2 separate regions of the Homo sapiens genome follow, and region 2 is linked to region 1. The links are chromatin loops, found by intact Hi-C in ENCODE. Cell type or tissue: GM12878. All regions are shown on one strand. Each heading gives the region's core, and the rest is flanking DNA. Links, peaks and the distances in the headings are about the cores only.

Region 1 (9,014 bases), core at 2,237-7,236:
AATAGATTATCTAAGTATATCCAAAGAGGCTCAAAAGGATAATAGAATAAAGGATATTTTTGAAGCTAGAGAGCATGTACTACCCACATACATAAACCTAGAGACAATGCATGCAAAATTTTAAAATACAGTATTATAACCAAAGGGTGTGAGGGAGATGAGGATTGTTCCTCAGAACCCAAACTTCAAAGGCTAACAGCTATGGCATGAAGTAACATAAGCAGATTGCAGGGCTTTTTTTTTTTCTCCATAAAAGCTGTAGTACCTCTTTATCACTTCATCCAAGTAAAAATATGTGTGTGTATTTTTATATTTATTATTATTTATTTATTATATATTTATCTATTTTCCAGGTTTCTTTCTGTTCCCAGGGTATCTAAAACCTTAAGCTTGGAGGCTCTATCCAAAGCATCCCTAGACCTGAATGAATTAATTTAGCAGATTGGACACAGTACAGAGGGAACACTTCTCACCTTTTCCCTAGAAATTTGATGGCTTCTGAAGCTACAGCTCAATTTTTTTTTGAGTATTCTCTTAAGAACATTTCATTGCATAACCCTGTCTGTAGCTCAAGGTTAAGACACAGATCTCAAATTTTAACTTGGATTTATCATATATAAAGCATCATTAAATAATTTATTATATCTTAAGGCAAAAGGATAAATGTTTTACCATCAGAGGAGTTTGTTCAGAAAATTGTATTTCACTAGGCTAATTTACTATTTCTTAATTCTTCACAATTTTAGGCATTTAGTGACCTTGGTTTATCTTTAATCTGGAATTAAGGTTCTTACCCTTTAAATGATGTATGTCTGCCATCTGATACGATATGTTGTTCTGTAGTTTAACCTGAAAAAAAATTAAGTTCTCATTTTACTAAAAAATATGTAGTTTTGTTCATTTTTTTGGTTCATATTCACTTTGAGCTTGATCATAAATGCAAACAAAAAACTCTGGTTATTTATTTATACTCTACCTCTTTCCAAAAAAAATCAGCAATAATTCTGATCTTGTAATGCTTACTTTAAATTTGCACAAGAAAATTCATTTCAATTGATAAACAATGTAACAACTTTAAAAGTTTTAAAGTTTGAACTGAACATCACATAATGATTTTTTTCTAAAACTCAGAGCTATGGTCACTGTCTTCTAGGAGCCAGTACATAAGAATACTAAGAACTTAAAAGTATACGAAAACATGACTCAAAGGCTTACCAGTCAACTTAAAAATTAAAATAAGACCTTGGATAAGCCAGGACCTCGTAGACAGGGAACTAACCACTCTGTCTCAGTTATTGCTTTAGACAAGTTTGTTCTAATTGTAAAATGTAACTAAAATATCACTAAAAATACATCTCTTGTCTACCCCAAAGTAACTTTACTTTGGAAGGCACAGGCAGATTCACATTAATCAGAAGTAGCACCATGGAAAAATGATTTGTTTTTTTATACTGAGTCTCACTCTGTCGCCCAGGCTGCGGTGCAGTGGTGCGATCTCAGCTCACTGCAACCTCCACCTCCCAGGTTCAAGATATTCTGCTGCCTCAGCCCCCAAGTAGCTGGGACTGCAGGTGCGCACCACCACACCCAGCTAATCTTTGTATTTTTAGTAGAGATGGGGTTTTACCATGTTGGCCAGGCTGGTCTCGAACTCCTGACTTCAAGTGGTCTGCCGGCCTCTGCCTCCCAAAGTGCTGGGATTACAGGCATGAGCCACCACGCCTGGCCTGAAGAATATATTTTTAAACTTTTTTTTTTCAGAGTCTTGCTTTGTCAACCAGGCTGGAGTACAGTGATGCAATCACGGTTCACTGCAGCCTTGACCTCCAGGGCCCAAGTCTATCCTCCTATCTCAGGCTCTCAAGTAGCTGAGACTACAGGTATGTATCATAATACCCAGTTAATTTTTAAAAATATATTTTTTTGCAGAGACGGGGTCTTGCTATGTTGCCCAGGCTGGTCTTGAACTCTTGGACTCAAGTGATTCTCCTGCTGGCCTCCCAAAGTGCTGGGACTACATGCATGAACCACCATGGCCAACCTAAACTTTTTATTTTAAAATTAATTACAGATTCACAGGAAATTGCAAAGATAGCAAAGAGAGGTCCCAGGTAACCTTCACACAATTCACATAATTTCCCACAATGGGTGCATCTTATGTAACTACAGTACAACATCAAAACCAGGAAACTGACATTGGTACAATATGAATGTATAGCTCTATGTCATTTTAAAATATGTGCAGATTTGTATAACTACCATCACAATCAAGATGCAGAATACTTTTATCATCACAAAGATCTCCCTCATGCTATCCCCCCACCCCCCCTTTTTTTTTTTTTTTTTGAGACATGTTCTCACTCTGCAGACCAGGCTGGAGTGCAGTGGCAAAACAGCTCCCTGCAGTCTCCATCTGCAGGGCTCAAGCGATCCTTCCACCTCAGCCTCCTGATAGCTGGGACTACAGGCATTTGCCACCATGCCAGGTTAATTTTTTTATTTTTAGTAGAGATGAGGTCTTGCTATGTTGTCCAGGCTGTTCTTGAACTCCCGGGCTTAAGCAATCCTCTTGCCTTGGTCTCCCAAAGTGCTGGGATTACAGGAGTGAGGCACAATGCCTGGCCCATGCAATCTGTTATAGTCACCCCCAACCCCCAGTCCCCCACCATCCCATGTCCAGCCACTCAATGGGAAAGTATAAAACAACTAAGAAAACATGAGAGTAGTCTCAAGAAATTAGACAAGGCACCATCTAAAGCAGTATAATTACTACAAGAATCCAGAGATCCGGGAAAACTTCATGGAATTGATTATATCTGTATTAGGCATTGAAAGTTAGGTAAAAATTTAAACAGATGGGAAAGGGGCATTTCAGATGGAGGAGATGGTATAAGAAAAGATACAGTGGCAAGAAAGCATGAGGTATACCTCAAGACTCCACCAACATACTGTCTGACTGGAGCACATGAAAAGAAGAGTTGGAAAGAAAGATGGAGTAAAAAGACCATGGAGTATCTTTCAGTCCCAGGTAGAGTGTATTCTTCAATCTGAGAGCCCACGACTTTCAAATTTAAAATAAAAGTTTGTCCATAAATAGATGAAAATATAAATGTTCTAGGTGAAGCAAGAGAAGGAGTCTAGGGGGTCCCTCTTTTTCACCCCCCCGAGTCCTGGGTGCTTTGAAGAATGAAGTTTAAAATATACAGCTAGGTCGGACACAGTGGTTTATGCCTAGAATCCCAGTAGTTTGGAAGGCCAAAGCAAGAGGATCACTTGAGGCCAGCAGTTCAAGACCAGCCTGGCCAACACAGTGAGACCTACAAAAACTAAAGAAAATAAAAAATGAAATTAGCCAGGCATGGTGGAACATGTCTGTAGTCCTAGCTACTTAGGTGACTGAGGTAGGAGGATCACTTGAGCCCAGGAGTTTGAGGCTGCAGTGAGCTAGGATTGCACCAGTGTACTCCAGCCTGGGAGACAGAGCAAGACCCTATCTCAAAAAATAAATAAATAATGAAATATAATGTTGATATTCAGTAAGAAAAAAGGAATAAAGTACTAGAACATGATAAAATATGGATGAGCTTGGAAAACATTACATATGCTAAATGAAAAAAGACAGTCACAAAAGTTCAAATATTATCTGATAGCATTGATATGAAATGTACAGAATAGGTAAAGCCATAAAGAAAGAAAGTAGATTAGTGGCTGCCAGGGGCTGGGGGCAGGAAGGAATGAGGAGTGACTTTTTGTTGAGCACAAGGTTTCTTTTGGGGGTGATGAAAACGTTCTGGAATTAGACCATGGTGATAGTTGCTCAACATTTTAGATATAGTAAAATGCACTAAATTGTACACTTGAACAGGATAAATTTTATGGTACATGAATTATACGTCAATTTTTAAAATGTAAAACAAACAAAAATGGCCAGGTGCAGTGGCTCACGCCTGTAATCCCAACACTTTGGGAGGCTGAGGCAGGCAGATCACCTGAGGCCAGGAGTTTGAGACTACTCTGGGCAACATGGCAAAATCCCCTCTCTACAAAAAATACAAAAACTTAGCCAGGCACAGTGGTGCATGCCTATAGGCCCGGATACTTGAGAGGCTGAGGTGGGAGGACTGATTGAGCCCTAAAGGTTGAGGTTGCAGTGAGCTGTGACTGCACCACGGCACTCCTACCCTAGGTGGCAGAGCGAGACCCTGTCTCAAAAACAAAAATGAAAACAAAACCAACCAAACAAACAAAAACCCCACTCACACATTACTATGGGGTATCATACAGGAAACTGGAAGGCCAGGCGTGGTGGCTCATGCCTATAATCCCAGCATTTTGGAGGCTGAGGCAGGAGGATCATTCAAACTCAGGAATTCAAGACCAGCCTGGAAACACAGTGAGATCTCATCTCTAATAAAAAATAAATAAATAAACAGATTAGTCGAGCATGGTGGCATATGCCTATAGTCCCAGCTACTTGGGAGGCTGAGGTGGGAAGATCACTTGAGCCCAGAAGTCAGGAGTGCAATGAGCCATAATCAAGCCACTGCACTTCAGTCTGGGCAACGGAGCAAGACCCCATCTCAAAAAAAGAAAAATGGAAACTGAGGATAACACAACAGACAAACACTATGTACTCAAGGAGCTTACTATTTAGGAGGGGAGTCAAGTAAATAGGCAATCATAATACCGTAAAATAAATGCTATCATTCGGTTCTACAGACATGATGGGCGAACTTAATAGAAGGATTTAATACAGCCTTCATGGAGTGAGAGAAGGCTTCTGGAGATGATGATGATGACTGATATGAGTCCTGCAGGAACCAGGTATAAGTAGGGAGAAGATAAGGAAGAAAGGCATTCAAGGCACGTGTCAAAACTTAGATATGAAAAACACTTAACATTCTAGGAATTATAAACAATTCCCAGTAGCTGCAACAGAGAATTAGGGAGAACTGGTAAGAAATATGGCTAGAAAGGTAAGTAAGGTTCACAATTATGAAGGGTCTTCCAAGAAACATGGATTCATCCTGTAAGCTATGGTCAATCTTTAAAGTTCTTTTAACAAGGTAGTAAAATTCAACTTCCAATTTTTTTTTTTTTTTTTTGAGACAGAGTGTCGGTCTGTTGCCCAGGCTGGAGTGCAGCGACCCAATCTCTGCTCGCTGCAACCTCCACGTCCCAGGTTCAAGTCGTTCTCCTGCCTTAGCCTCCCAAGTAGCTTGGACTACAGGCACATACCACCACACACAGCTAATTTTTGTATTTTTAGTAGAGACAGGGTTTCACCACATTGATCAGGCTGGTCTCAAACTCCTGACTTCAGGCGATCCACCCACCTCGGCCTCCCAAAGTGCTGGGATTATGGGCGTAAGCCACGCACACCCAGTCCCAATTTGCAATTTTAAAAAGTCAATCTGGCTGCAACATGAAGAGTAGACCAGAGTGGGCAAGATGAGAAGGAGGGAGACCAAGTACTACTGCCATATCATAGGTGAGAATGTTGGTCTAAGTCAGAGGTGGGCAAACTATGGCCTGTGAGCCTGTTTTTGTAGGGAAGGAAGCTAAGGATGACTGTTACATTTTTTTTTAAATAGCTGAAGGAAAAAATCAAAAGAAGATTTTATGATATATGAATTACATGAAAATGAAACTTCAGTGTCTACAAATAAAGTTTTATGGGAAAATAGCCACACTAATTTGTTTACATATTGTATGTGGCTGCTTTTGAGCTACAGTGGTTGTGGCAGAGACTATATGGCCTGCAAAGCCTAAAGTATTTACTATCTGGACTTTTACAGAAAAGGTCTTTTCAATTTCTGGTCTAAACTAATAGAATCAGAAAAGAGAGGTAAATACATGTGAGATATTAAAGGGGAAGAATAGTCTTGTGGAATTGATTATATACAGGCGTAAAAGGAGAAACATCAAGTATGATGCTTAGATTTCTAATCGGGGTGACTAGATGAGTAAGAATATAATTTTCTGTAATAGGGAAACACAGGAAGAGGAACAGACTTGGGGTCAGGGAGAGAATTGGGGAAATGATTTTTTGAGATTTTGACCTATTGATTTTGAGGCATCTGTGACATATCCAAGAAGAGATCTTCAGTAGGCAGTTGGACATATGGAGCTCGGGCGACGACCAGAGAGCCATTCACATTCAAATGGTAATCCAGGTCATAGGAATGAGATCACTGAGGGAAAGCTACAGGGGAAGCAAAAAAAACCTGACACCAACAACTACAGTATTTGATCAGTTTGCTCACTCAGAACTGCTCCGTAATAACTTCCAATTAGCCTGTATTTTACTTTGTTTCCCAATTCCTTCATTTGCAGAACCTAATCTCTTTTTGTACTTGTTGCCCTTCCAAGAACATCATCTTCCTTTGTATTCATTTTCAACACTTTGGTTTTTTATTTAAAAAAACACTTTTTTTGAGACAGGGTCTTGCCCTACTGCCCAGGCTAGAGTGCAGTGGCATGACCACAGCTCACTGCAACCTTGATTTCTCAGGCCCAAAAGATCCTCCCACCTCAGCCTCCCAAGTAGCTGGGACCACAGGCATGTGCTACCACGCCCAGATAATTTTTTTTGTCTTTTGTAGAGATGGGGGGGTCTCACTTTTTTAAATCAATTTTTATGATGCTATGCCAGGTTCTCTGTACTCCATTTTAAATCTGCTTCTGAAATTGGTAGAGGTATGCTCTTCTTAAATATTAGGCTGTGAGTGGCTTCAGCTTCCCTGAACTGTCTCTTTCATATTCTTATACATTGGAAAAAAATTCTAATGGAGGTGGGGAAATTCAATCTATAGTTGAATATATATATTCAGCCTGGGTCCCTCTGTCACCCAGGGTGGAGTGTAGTAGCACAATCTCAGTTCATTGTAACCTCTGCCTCCCAAGCCCATGTGATCCTCCCACCTTAGCCTCCCGAGTAGCTGGGACCACAGGCACAGATGACCACTCCTGGCTAAATTTTTGTATTTTTGGTACAGACAGGGTTTTGCCATGTTGCCCAGTCTGGTCTTTTAGCTCTTTTTTGTTTTTTTTTTTTTTGAGACAGAGTCTCACTCTGTTGCCCAGCCTGGAGTGCAGTGGCACAATCTCGGCTCACTGCAACCTCCACCTCCCGGGTTCATGCCATTCTCCTGCCTCAGCCTCCTGGGCAGCTGGGATTACAGGCGCCTGCCACCACGCCCAGCTAAGTTTTTGTATTTTTAGTAGAGACGGGGTTTCACCCTGTTGGCCAGGCTGGTCTGGAACTCCTGACCTCGTGATTTGGCTGCCTCGGCCTCCCAAAGTGCTGGGATTACAGGCGTGAGCCACCGCGCCGGGCCAGCTCTTTAACTCCTTTGGCTTTAACCCTTCCTCTGAGAGCCTTCATTTAATATCTCCACCACCATCCCCTCACCTTCAAAAGAAAGCTTAACTTCCCTTCTAACTATTCCTTCTCATAGTTCACTGTTTTTTCATTTTTTTTAGAGATGGAGTCTCACTGTGTTGCCCAGGCTGAACTCGAACTCAGTAGCTGTGACAACAGGCTCAGGCCACCACACCCAGCTCTCTCCTCACAGTTTTAATTTCCTTGTGGTCATTAGGAATATGCTTATCTTCTAAATGACTGCCAAAACGTCCCTGCTGTTGAGAAATTAATTGGAGTTCTTACTATTACATGACTAGAAAAAGAGATTATCTTCATTTTGCCACACATATTCTCTGTTGAACTGATCATGCTTCCAGAATATTTTCACTTTTTTTCTAAATATATTCCACACAGGTAACAGCACATAAACTTCCTGATACCCATAAACACTGAATAAATGTTTGCTCAATGATCCCCTAGACTTTTATGTCCCATACTCTTTGTACTACACACTCTCCTACCTTAAGTTATACTTTATCCATATTTGCACAATTTTAATTATTCTTCAAGGTTTCTTTTGAGCGCCTTCATTTATTTCCCCTTGTTATCGCCGTCATTGCCTTTAGGCTTTACCTTATCCCTCTCTTTTTGTAATACTTGTTTCTTTGGGATTTTGAGTCCATCTATAATAGGCCAATTATCCTTGCTCTGTTTGGCCTTTTCCCTGTGAATCTCTTAAAATGTGTTTACTGTCCTTCCTGAGACCTCTCTCCTGAGTTTTATGTTCTTTGTTTATGCTCTTTATTTGTTTTCCTCAGCAAGAATTCTTTTTTCCTGATACTTCCCTATAGTACTTCTTGTTCATCCCCAGCTACTTCATTTATTTTCCCTTAATCTTTCTTCCTGCAATATCAAAAACTTCATTTTTATTTTTCTACCAGCTCTCTTCTGAAGTTCTTTTCATGTTTCCCCATCCTACGTGGCTTCTCTAAATTAATTTTGGCAGCTCTTAACAGCTCAGTTGCTCTGCTTCTCTTTCCATTTGGGGGAACCTTGAAAATGGCTCAGCTGTGCCTGCTTTCCTTTCATTACGGTCTGTTCTTGGGCAATCAGCACAACTATGACCATTTATTCCAAAGGTTATATACAATTGGCTTACTACAGATGTCATTCTTGACTCCTTTTTCTCCACACCAGAAATATTTTTCTTGATTATATTTCATACTCAGATGATTTCTAGAGACAAGTCTATCTTCTGTAACATAACTGCCAAACCTGGCTGATGCTCAGAATCACCTGGGGAGCTTTAAAAAAGACATATTCTACTTCCAGTCTGATTCAGTAGTCTGGGAAAGGCCCAGGAATTTTAATTTTAAAAATCTTACGTGATTCTGATAAGCAGCCAGGTTTGGCAATTATTCATCTATAGCATGGTTAACACCTATACCAGCTGGATCAAAATGGAATAGCATTAATAATAACAAGCGGGTATTAAATGATTATTTTTGTGCCAGGTCCTAGGCTAAGTGCTTTACAAGCATTATCTCATTTAATTCTCACAACCTCCCTATGAAAGTGGGCATAGTTATTTTTCCCCATTTCACAAATGAGGAAACTGTGTCCTCAGTCATATACCTACAGGAGGTTT
Region 2 (9,014 bases), core at 1,717-6,716, 53 kb after region 1:
CTCTCCTGAGCATTCTCGAAGCTGAAGCAGGATACCTCTCCACTGTCTTTCCTCCTTTTCCTCTCCCACTCAAAGATAATTTTTGGGTGAGAGCAAATTAAGTCTAGGAATTTACTAACTTGAAACATTACTTTTTAAAGTGTATGTCTTAGCTATAGTATTATTTATCTATAACTTTGGCTAAAGTAGTAAGACCTGATCCATCTGACTTAAATCCATTGAAATGTGTTCCCCCAAAACCCTATCAAAGAATTTACAACTTCTATCTCTTACTTAGGACTCCTTTAACTGTAGTTTACATATCTTAGAGTTTTTCTAGATGGATACATAGAAACAGCATTTCCCTGGAACAGAGGCTCATAAAAATGATGGTATAGGCCAGGTGCAGTGGCTTATGCCTGTAATCCCAACAGTTTGGGAGGTCAAGGTAGGTGGATCACTGAGGTCAGGAGTTCAAGACCATTCTGGGCAATACAGAGAGACCTGTCTCTACAAAAAAAGTTTATTTATTTATTTATTTATTTTTATTTTTATTTTTTTTTGAGACAGTCTCACTCTGTCGCCCAGGCTGGAGTGCAGTGGCGCAATCTCGGCCACTGCAAGCTCTGCCTCCTGGGTTCAAGCCATTCTCCTGCCTCAGCCTCTGGAGTAGCTGGGACTACAGGCGACCGCCACCACGCCCAGCTAATTTTTTTGTATTTTTAGTAGAGACAGGGGTTTCACCGTGTTAGCCAGGATGGTCTTGATCTCCTGACCTTGTGATCCACCTGCCTCGGCCTCCCAAAGTGCTGGGATTACAGGCGTGAGCCACCACGCACGGCCACTGGAGATGTAATTTACATACCATAATGTTCACCCATTTAAAGTGTATAATTCAATGATTTTTAGTATAGTTACAGAGCTGTGCAACAATTGCTACTATCTAATTCCAGATTATTTCCATTATACCAAAAAGAAATCCATAAGCAGTCACTCTCCATTCTTCCTCCCCCTAGGTCTAGGCCTACTTTTTGACTCTATGGATTTACCAGTTCTGGACATTTCATATAAATGGTATCATACTATATGGGGTTTTTTGTGATTGGATTATTTCACTTAGCATAATGTGTTTGAGCTTCATCTATGTTTTTAGCATGTATCAATACTTCATTACTATTTTTTTTTTTTTTTTTTTGAGACAGAGTCTTTCTCTGTCACCCAGGCTGGAGTGCAATGTCGCGATCTTGGCTCACCGCAACCTCCGCTTCCCGAGTTCAAGCGATTCTCCTGCCTCAGCCTCCTGAGTACTTGGGATTACAGGCGCCCGCCACCACGCCTGGCTAATTTGTGTGTGTGTGTGTGTGTGTGTGTGTTTTTAGTAGAGATGGGGTTTCACTGTGTTTGCCAGGATGGTCTCAATCTCCTGACCTCATGATCCGCCAGCCTTGGCCTCCCAAAGTGCTGAGATTACAGACGTGAGCCACCACGCTTGGCCAATGCAAGTCTTTTCTTTTTTTTTTTTTTTGAGACGGAGTCTCGCTCTGTCGCCCAGGCCGGACTGCGGACTGCGGACTGCAGTGGCGCAATCTCGGCTCACTGCAAGCTCCGCTTCCCGGGTTCACGCCATTCTCCTGCCTCAGCCTCCCGAGTAGCTGGGACTACAGGCGCCAGCCACCGCGCCCGGCTAATTTTTTTTGTATTTTTTTTTAGTAGAGACGGGGTTTCACCTTGTTAGCCAGGATGGTCTCGATCTCCTGACCTCAAGATCCACCCGCCTCGGCCTCCCAAAGTGCTGGAATTACAGGCGTGAGCCACCACGCTTGGCCAATGCAAGTCTTTTCAAAGAATTTATTACTCTTGACTTGTGCACAAGTCATGGCCTTTATTTTCTAGCTCTGCAAATTACTGTTGTTAACCCAGCACTTATATACCTGCTTATCACTTTTATTATCTGTTTTAATAATAGAGATCACAGAAAAGTGAAATGCAATGCAAAACAAATCCCAGCCCAGTTTGCAAACACCAAGCATGAGCAAGAGGCCAAGTGAGCTGCCAGCCTCTCATTCAACCTTATGTTCCTAGTGCAACAAGCAGCAGCAGTTCTGTATCACAGTGATGTTATAGAACCTGTAGCCAGTCTAGGCCCTGTGATTCATGTTCCCTACATATCTGATTGTATCTAGTTTGCAATGTGAAAATCCACTGTAGAAGAAATGTCTGTAAGTGTAAGTTGCTATGGAAACGTGGAGAAAGAAATACTTAATTCCTTCTTGGAGGTACCAGGGGGATTGAAGTTCAGGGAAGGTTGCCCATTTGATCTGAGTTTTGAGTAAGGAGAGAATGTGTTCGTAGGTATACAAGGGGGGACAGGCACATCCAGGTGAGGATACATCATGAAGAAACAGGAAACATTGCTGTGGAAGTTTAGAGAATGGAAATTTGTCTGTCATGGCTGAAACAAGGTTTTTTGAAAGCCAATTTTCAAATAAGTTTTAAAATAATGTAAATGTACATCTATTCTATTGTGTAGAACTAGTATATCTTATATCCTAAGAACAGGCATTGCTATTCCTCAATCACTTCTCAATGACTTATTTAGATAATTTTACTCACATTAATCTGCATTAATTTTCTTCCCATTAGCCATTTTTCTCTAAGAGTTACTATAATTTACAAAAGGTACTGGCAGTCTGTGATAAAAATATATATCCACGTACAGTCATTCACGTGGCTTGGGGGCTGAAAACTGAGCTCTAAGCAGGATATCTAGATGTTGGCATGTCCTTCAAGGAACTCCATGAACCTGGGCAAGTTGCTCAACTTGTTTTGACCTCAACATTTTTTATGGGTAAAACAAGATGATCTCTAAGATCCCTTCGACTATAATGGTCCTTTCAGATGGTGAATTGTGAACTAAGCAGCCTAATGTCCTATCTGGCTAGGAGATTTGCCTTACATGCCTGGAACAAGACAGAAATTAAAATATTTATGTCCTAAGAAAGGGTCTCTCAGGTAGAGACCCCTAGACAATGATGGGGCAAGGCAAATAACCTCACACTTAAGTACATGATAAACTGCTGCCCATGCTAATCTGTCATTAAAGTTTGGTTAAATTAGAATCAGAAATTTGTAGACATGAGCAGTGCTATTTTGTTGTTGTTGTTGTTTTGAGGCAGGGTCTTGCTCTGTCACCCAGGCTGGAGTGCAGTGGTGTGATCACAACTCACTGCAGCCTCAATCTCCTGGGCTCAAGTGATCCTCCCACCTCAGCCTCTCAACTAGGTTGGACTACAGGTGTGCACCACCATGCCCAGTTAATGTTTTTTTTAAAAAAAAATTTAGAGATAGGGTCTCAATATGTTGCCCAGGCTAGTTTTGAACTCTTGGCCTCAAGTGATACTCCTGTCTTGGCCTCCCAAAGTATTGGGATTACAGGTATAAGCCACCACAATTGGCCACTATGCTTTTTTAAAAATTGTAGTAAAAGGCCAGGCACGGTGGCTCACGCCTGTAATTCCAGCACTTTGGGACGCCAAGGTGGGCGGATCACTAGGTCAGGAGTTCAAGACCAGCCTGGCCAACATGGTGAAACCCTGTCTTTACTAAAAATATAAAAATTAGCTGGGTGTGGTGGTGTGCACCTGTAATCCCAGCTACTTGGGAGGCTGAGGCAGGAGAATCGCTTGAACCCAGGAGGCGGAGGCTGCAGTGAGCCAAGACTGTAACACTGCACCCTAGCCTGGGCGACAGAGTGAGACTCAGTCTCAAAAAAGAAAATATTGTAGTAAAATACACAGAACATGAAGTTTACCATTTTAACCATTTTTAGGTGTACAATTCAGTTGTATTATGTACATTCACAATATTGTGTAATCATCATCACTAACTATAAATGCTATGCTTTCGTGTTTTGTTTTTCCTCCCTTAGTTTCCTTAGATAATGTTATTTTAAATAAATCTTCTCCCTCAGCTGAATGAAAAGAAAAGAAACTTTTTCGCTTGGGCATGGTGGCTCACGCCTGTATTCCCAGCACTTTGGGAGGCCGAGGTGGGTGGATCACGAGGTCAGGAGATCGAGACCATCCTAACTAACACGGTGAAACCCCGTCTCTACTAAAAATACAAAAAATTAGCCAGGCGTGGTGGCGGGCACCTGTAGTCCCAGCTACTTGGGAGGCTGAAGCAGGAGAATGGCGTGAACCCGGGAGGCGGAGCTTGCAGTGAGCCGAGATAGCACCACTGCACTCCAGCCTGGGCGACAGAGTGAGACTCTGTCTCAAAAAAAAAAAAAAAAGAAAAGGAAAGAAAAAAAACTTTTTCATATCGCCATTACAGTTTTTCTTTTTCTTTCTTTCTTTCTTTTTTTTTTTAAGAGGCAGGGGTCTCACTATGTTGCCCAAGCTGGATTCAAACTCCTGGACCTATGCAATCCTCCATCCTGAGCCTCCAGAGTAGCTGGGACTATGGCATGTGCCAGTGCATCAGGCTACAGTGGTTCTTAACTTGGAGATCCTTTTCCCCCTCAGGGGACTTTTGGCAATGTCTGGATACTATTGACATCTAGTGGGTATAGGCTAGCAATGTTGCTAAACATCCTACAATGTACAAAACAGTTGCCCACTCGCCCCCCGCACAACAAAGAATTATCTAGCCCCAAATGTCATTAGTGTTGCTTTTGTGATTCCTTGCTCTTTCAGAATCAGTCTGGGGCTCTATGCCTCTCTCTCTCAGCAATGGAGAGGCATGGTGGTAATAAGATTGGAAAAGTTTTGAAACCCAAGGAAATACAGCAAGACCCAGGCAGATAAAGAGAAGAAACCAAATAAGGATGAACTGTGAACATTAATTCCTTTTCTCCTAGTGATCCCCTCATTGTGTTGCTCTCTAATTCTATGTTAGTGGTCATTTTATAACTGTTCCTGTAGTACAATACTTATCAACAGCATGACTACAATGGTGAAAGGACAGGACCAAGATGCAAGAGGCCCAAACAGTGAAAGGCAGTGTTTAATTACTTCTTCATTTGGAATGAGTTATTTCTAAGAAGCAGTCTTCTCTTGAAATTTGACTTCTATTGTACCTTGATCATTGGCATCTGACCCTCAGTTTCCTGGATATGCTAGTAATATGTCTGGTCCTGATTGTGGATTGTTTGCAATCTTTTTCCAAGAGGAATATTAGTTTGGTTAGTAGTCTCAGTGGAACTTCCTAGCAGAAAAAAATAAGCAGTAATTCCTCTTCTAACTTCACTCTTGGCCGGGTGTGGTGGCTCACACCTGTAATCCCAGGACTTTGGGAGGCCAAGGTAGGAGGATCGCTTGATGTCAGGAGACCAGCCTGGGCAACATGGCAAAATCCTGTCTCTACTAAAAATACAAAAATTAGCTGGGCATGGTGGTGTATGCCTGTGGTCCCAGCTACTTGGGAGGCAGAGGTAGAAGGATCGCTTGAGCCCAGGGTGGAGTTTTTTGTTTGTTATGGTAGTTTGTTTGTTTTTTAATTTTTATTTATTTATTTACTTTTATACACATGAGCCACCACGCCAGGCCAATTAGACCAGTTTTTAAATTTTAAGAGTTTGACTGCTCATTTTAAGACTATAAGTCATTTTGACACAGACCTATGTTAGAAATGAGCTGAATTGTCCTAAGACCTAAATATGGGGAAATGGCCAGGTTGTTAAGTTCCGTACTTAAATGTTTTATGAAGTCTCAAATGATTGCTGCTAAGAGAGGATCCTAACTTTTGATCCAATGAGAAATAATTTGCTCATGGAATGAGGAACAGAGATAACAGAGTGGGGAGGTTCCCAGGATGCGGCTTGCCTTTCCTCCCTCCCCGCCCAACAAAAGAACAGAGGTAGCTATACCAGCACTTCCCAAATTGTGCTCCATGGGACAATAATGCCTACAAAGTCAGCAAGTGTTAAGACAAAAATTGGGGGGGTGGTGGGGTTAAAACCAGGATGCAAACTAATTATTAGGTTCCCTAAGTGAAAATGTCAGTGCTCCAAGAAGCAGACATCAATTAGAATGCTTTTTCAACATAGTTTCCTTATTTTTCACTCAAGGTAACATTCAGTAATTACTGGATATTTCCTGCACTGGCTTATCAGCCATCTGCTCCTGGTAATCTTGCCCCTAGAATTTTGTCAAAGTTCCAACCAGAAACAGAGATTGACCCTGCCCGTCTCAGTAAGACCTGACCTGATTTCTGCTCCCTGCTCCCCAGGTTATCTGCCTTCTTCTCGTTTAATCAAGAAGATTGATAGGCTGGGCGTGGTGGCTCAAACCGGTAATCCCAGCATTTTGGGAGTCTGAGGCAGGCGAATTACTTGAGTTCACGAGTGAGACCAGACTGGGCAACATCTATTAAAAATACAAAAACTTAGCTGAGCGTGGTGGCAGGTGCCTGTAGTCTCACCTACTCGGGTGGCAGAGGTGGGAGGATCACTTGAACCGGGAGGCAGAGGTTGCAGTGAGCTGAGATCGTGCTGCTGCACTGCAGCCTGGGCAACACAGCCAGACCCTGTCTCCAGAAAAAAAAAAAAAGATTGATAGTGAAGACATCCAATTATAACTTTTTCTTTCTCATTTGGAGCGCTAAAAGGTAAGCATCTTCTCGTCTCCACTAGAAATATTATAAGGTGGTAAGCGTTTTTGTAATGTAGTATATTTGATATGCTCTTTCCTTTCCTCTGATATAATTTATATGCTTTATGTTGTGGAAAAAGAACAACTTAAGGTTGTTCTTAACCTAAACTTAATACGTTATTTTCGCAGTGACTGCTTAGCTCTGCAAGTGATGTTCAGGATGTTCACATATTCACAGGCATGTGGTCACAGACTCACCCTGCTATTCAACACCTACAGAGTTAATAGGTTTCCTTATACATGAATATTCATAGCAGCATTATTCGTAATAGCCAAAAGGTGGAAACAAATTAAATGTTTTCTAACTGAATATTTAACAAAATGTGGCATATCTATATACTGGAATATTATTTGGCAATAAAGAACAATGTGGTCTGGATTTCATATTATTAAAGTCAATGTTGGCCAGGTGCAGTGGCTCACGACTGTAATCCCAGCACTTTGGGAGGCCAAGGCAGGTGGATCACAAGGTCAGCAGTTCGAGACCAGCCTGGCCAACATAGTGAAACCCCGTATCTACTAAAAATACGAAAAAAAAAAAAATTAGCCGGGCATGGTGGCAGTCTCTTGTAATCCCAGCTACTTGGGAGGCTGAGGCAGGAGAGTCACTTGAACTTGGGAGGCAGAGATTGCAGTTAGCCGAGATCATGCCACTGCACTCCAGCCTGGGTGAGAGAGCAAGACTCCATCTCAAAATAAAATAAAGTCAATGTTAATAAGATTTTAAAAGTTATTTTTTTGGAATGTAAGCGCTTGGAAAACTTAAAGGCCAGAAATGATAACAGTAATGGGAAAGCTCCAGAGTGTGAAGTTAAAGGGCCATGAGAAGGGTTCAGGCTTGTTTTTGTTCATTTTGATCAACCAATCTGTTATTATTATTATTATCATTATTATTTGAGATGAAGTCTCGCTCTGTCTCCCAGACTGGAGTGCAGTGGTGCAATCTTGGCTGACTGCAACCTCCGCCTCCTGGATTCAAGCGATTCTGCTGCCTCAGCTTCCTGAGTAGCTGGGATTACAGGTGTGTGCAACCATGCCCAGCCAATTTTTATATTTTTAGTAGAGATGGGGTTTCATCATCTGGCAAGGCTGGTCTTGAACTCCTGACCTTGTGATCCACCCTCCTCGGCCTCCCAAAGTGCTGGGATTACAGGCATGACCCACTGTGTCTGGCCCCAATCTGTTATTTTTTTTATTATTATTTTTTGAGACGGAGTCTCGCTCTGTCGCCCAGGCTGGGGTGCAGTGGTGCGATCTCGGCTCACTGCAAGCTCTGCCTCCTGGGTTCACGCCACTCTCCTGCCTCAGCGTCCCAAGTAGCTGGGACCACAGGCGCTTGCTACCACGCCCGGCTAATATTTTGTATTTTTAGTAGAGATGGGATTTCACCGTGTTAGCCAGGATAGTCTCGATCTCCTGACCTCGTGATCCGCCCACCTCAGCCTCCCAAAGTGCTGGGATTATAGGCGTGAGCCACCGTGCCTGGCCCCCAATCTGTTATTTTTAAGCCACAATAACAAAAACGTCTTTATTGCTGCCATTACTGAAAAAAAGAACTTTATTATTTTTTCTTATATCTCAATTCTTCCCATTGAGACCATCAACTTTTAAATGCAATTTTTAAATAATGTGTGTTTTTTTTTTTTTTTTTTTTTGAGACAGAGTCTCACTCTGTCTTGCCCAGGCTGGAGTGCAGTAGTGTGATCTTGGCTCACTGCAAACTCTGCCACCCGAGTTCAAGTGATTCTCCTGCCTCAGCCTCCCTAGTAGCTGGGATTACAGGAACCTGCTACCGCACCTGGCTAATTTTTGTAGTTTTAGTAGAGACGGGGTTTCACCATCTTGGCCAGGCTGGTCTTGAACTCCTGACCTCGTGATCCGCCCACCTCAGCCTCCCAAAGTGCTGGGATTACAGGCATGAGCCACTGCGCCCAGCTGATAACGTGATGTTTTAAACCCAAGTTGTGCAAATAACACAACAGTGCCTTTATTTGCTGCTTATTGAATTCTACCTTGTAATACTTTATCTCTCAGATTGTAAGCTTATTGAAGACAGGAATCATACCATTCATCTTCATATTTCATTTCTCCCTTGGCTTCAGAAAAAGACTACCATGTCTAACACATAGGCACTGAATACCTTTTTTTTCTTCAGTGAAATTGAATGGGAATTTTAAAATTATGATCTTTTTTAAACCTTTTTTATTGTGAAATCAGCAAGGCAGAAAAGAGCACAATACAAAAATGTATAGCTCAACAAATTATCCACAAAGCAACATCCATGTAGCTATTACTCAGCTCAATAAAAACATTACCAGCAACCCTCTCTCAATCACTATCCCCTTTGTTCTCCCAAAGGTAACTATTATCTTGACTTTTGTA

What was found. Hi-C counts contacts between places; a loop is a spot of excess contacts. Peaks named below come from ENCODE experiments on the same cell type or tissue, not always from the same donor. Only the 100,000 strongest peaks of a DNase experiment are listed, where the experiment ranks them.
Region 2: a loop joins it to region 1, with 6 times the contacts of the local background. A loop is called at or near these places in 3 of 110 quality-filtered maps.

What each region holds. Positions count from the first base shown.
Region 1 is chr15:44,314,800-44,323,813 of GRCh38, reverse strand. It overlaps GOLM2 (golgi membrane protein 2), which reads right to left. Exons shown (of 10, transcript NM_138423.4): 2 at 795-849. Among named protein-coding and RNA genes, the nearest start is that of GOLM2, 31 kb to the right of the region's middle. RefSeq lists an enhancer at 4,288-4,517. In GM12878, for the core only: a CTCF peak has its summit at 4,195; a DNase peak (open chromatin) is centred at 4,213; H3K27ac peaks cover 733 bases.
Region 2 is chr15:44,261,467-44,270,480 of GRCh38, reverse strand. No RefSeq gene overlaps it. Among named protein-coding and RNA genes, the nearest start is that of GOLM2, 23 kb to the left of the region's middle. RefSeq lists a silencer at 8,360-8,565. In GM12878, for the core only: a CTCF peak has its summit at 4,531 (motif pointing left); no DNase peak of the experiment used is centred there.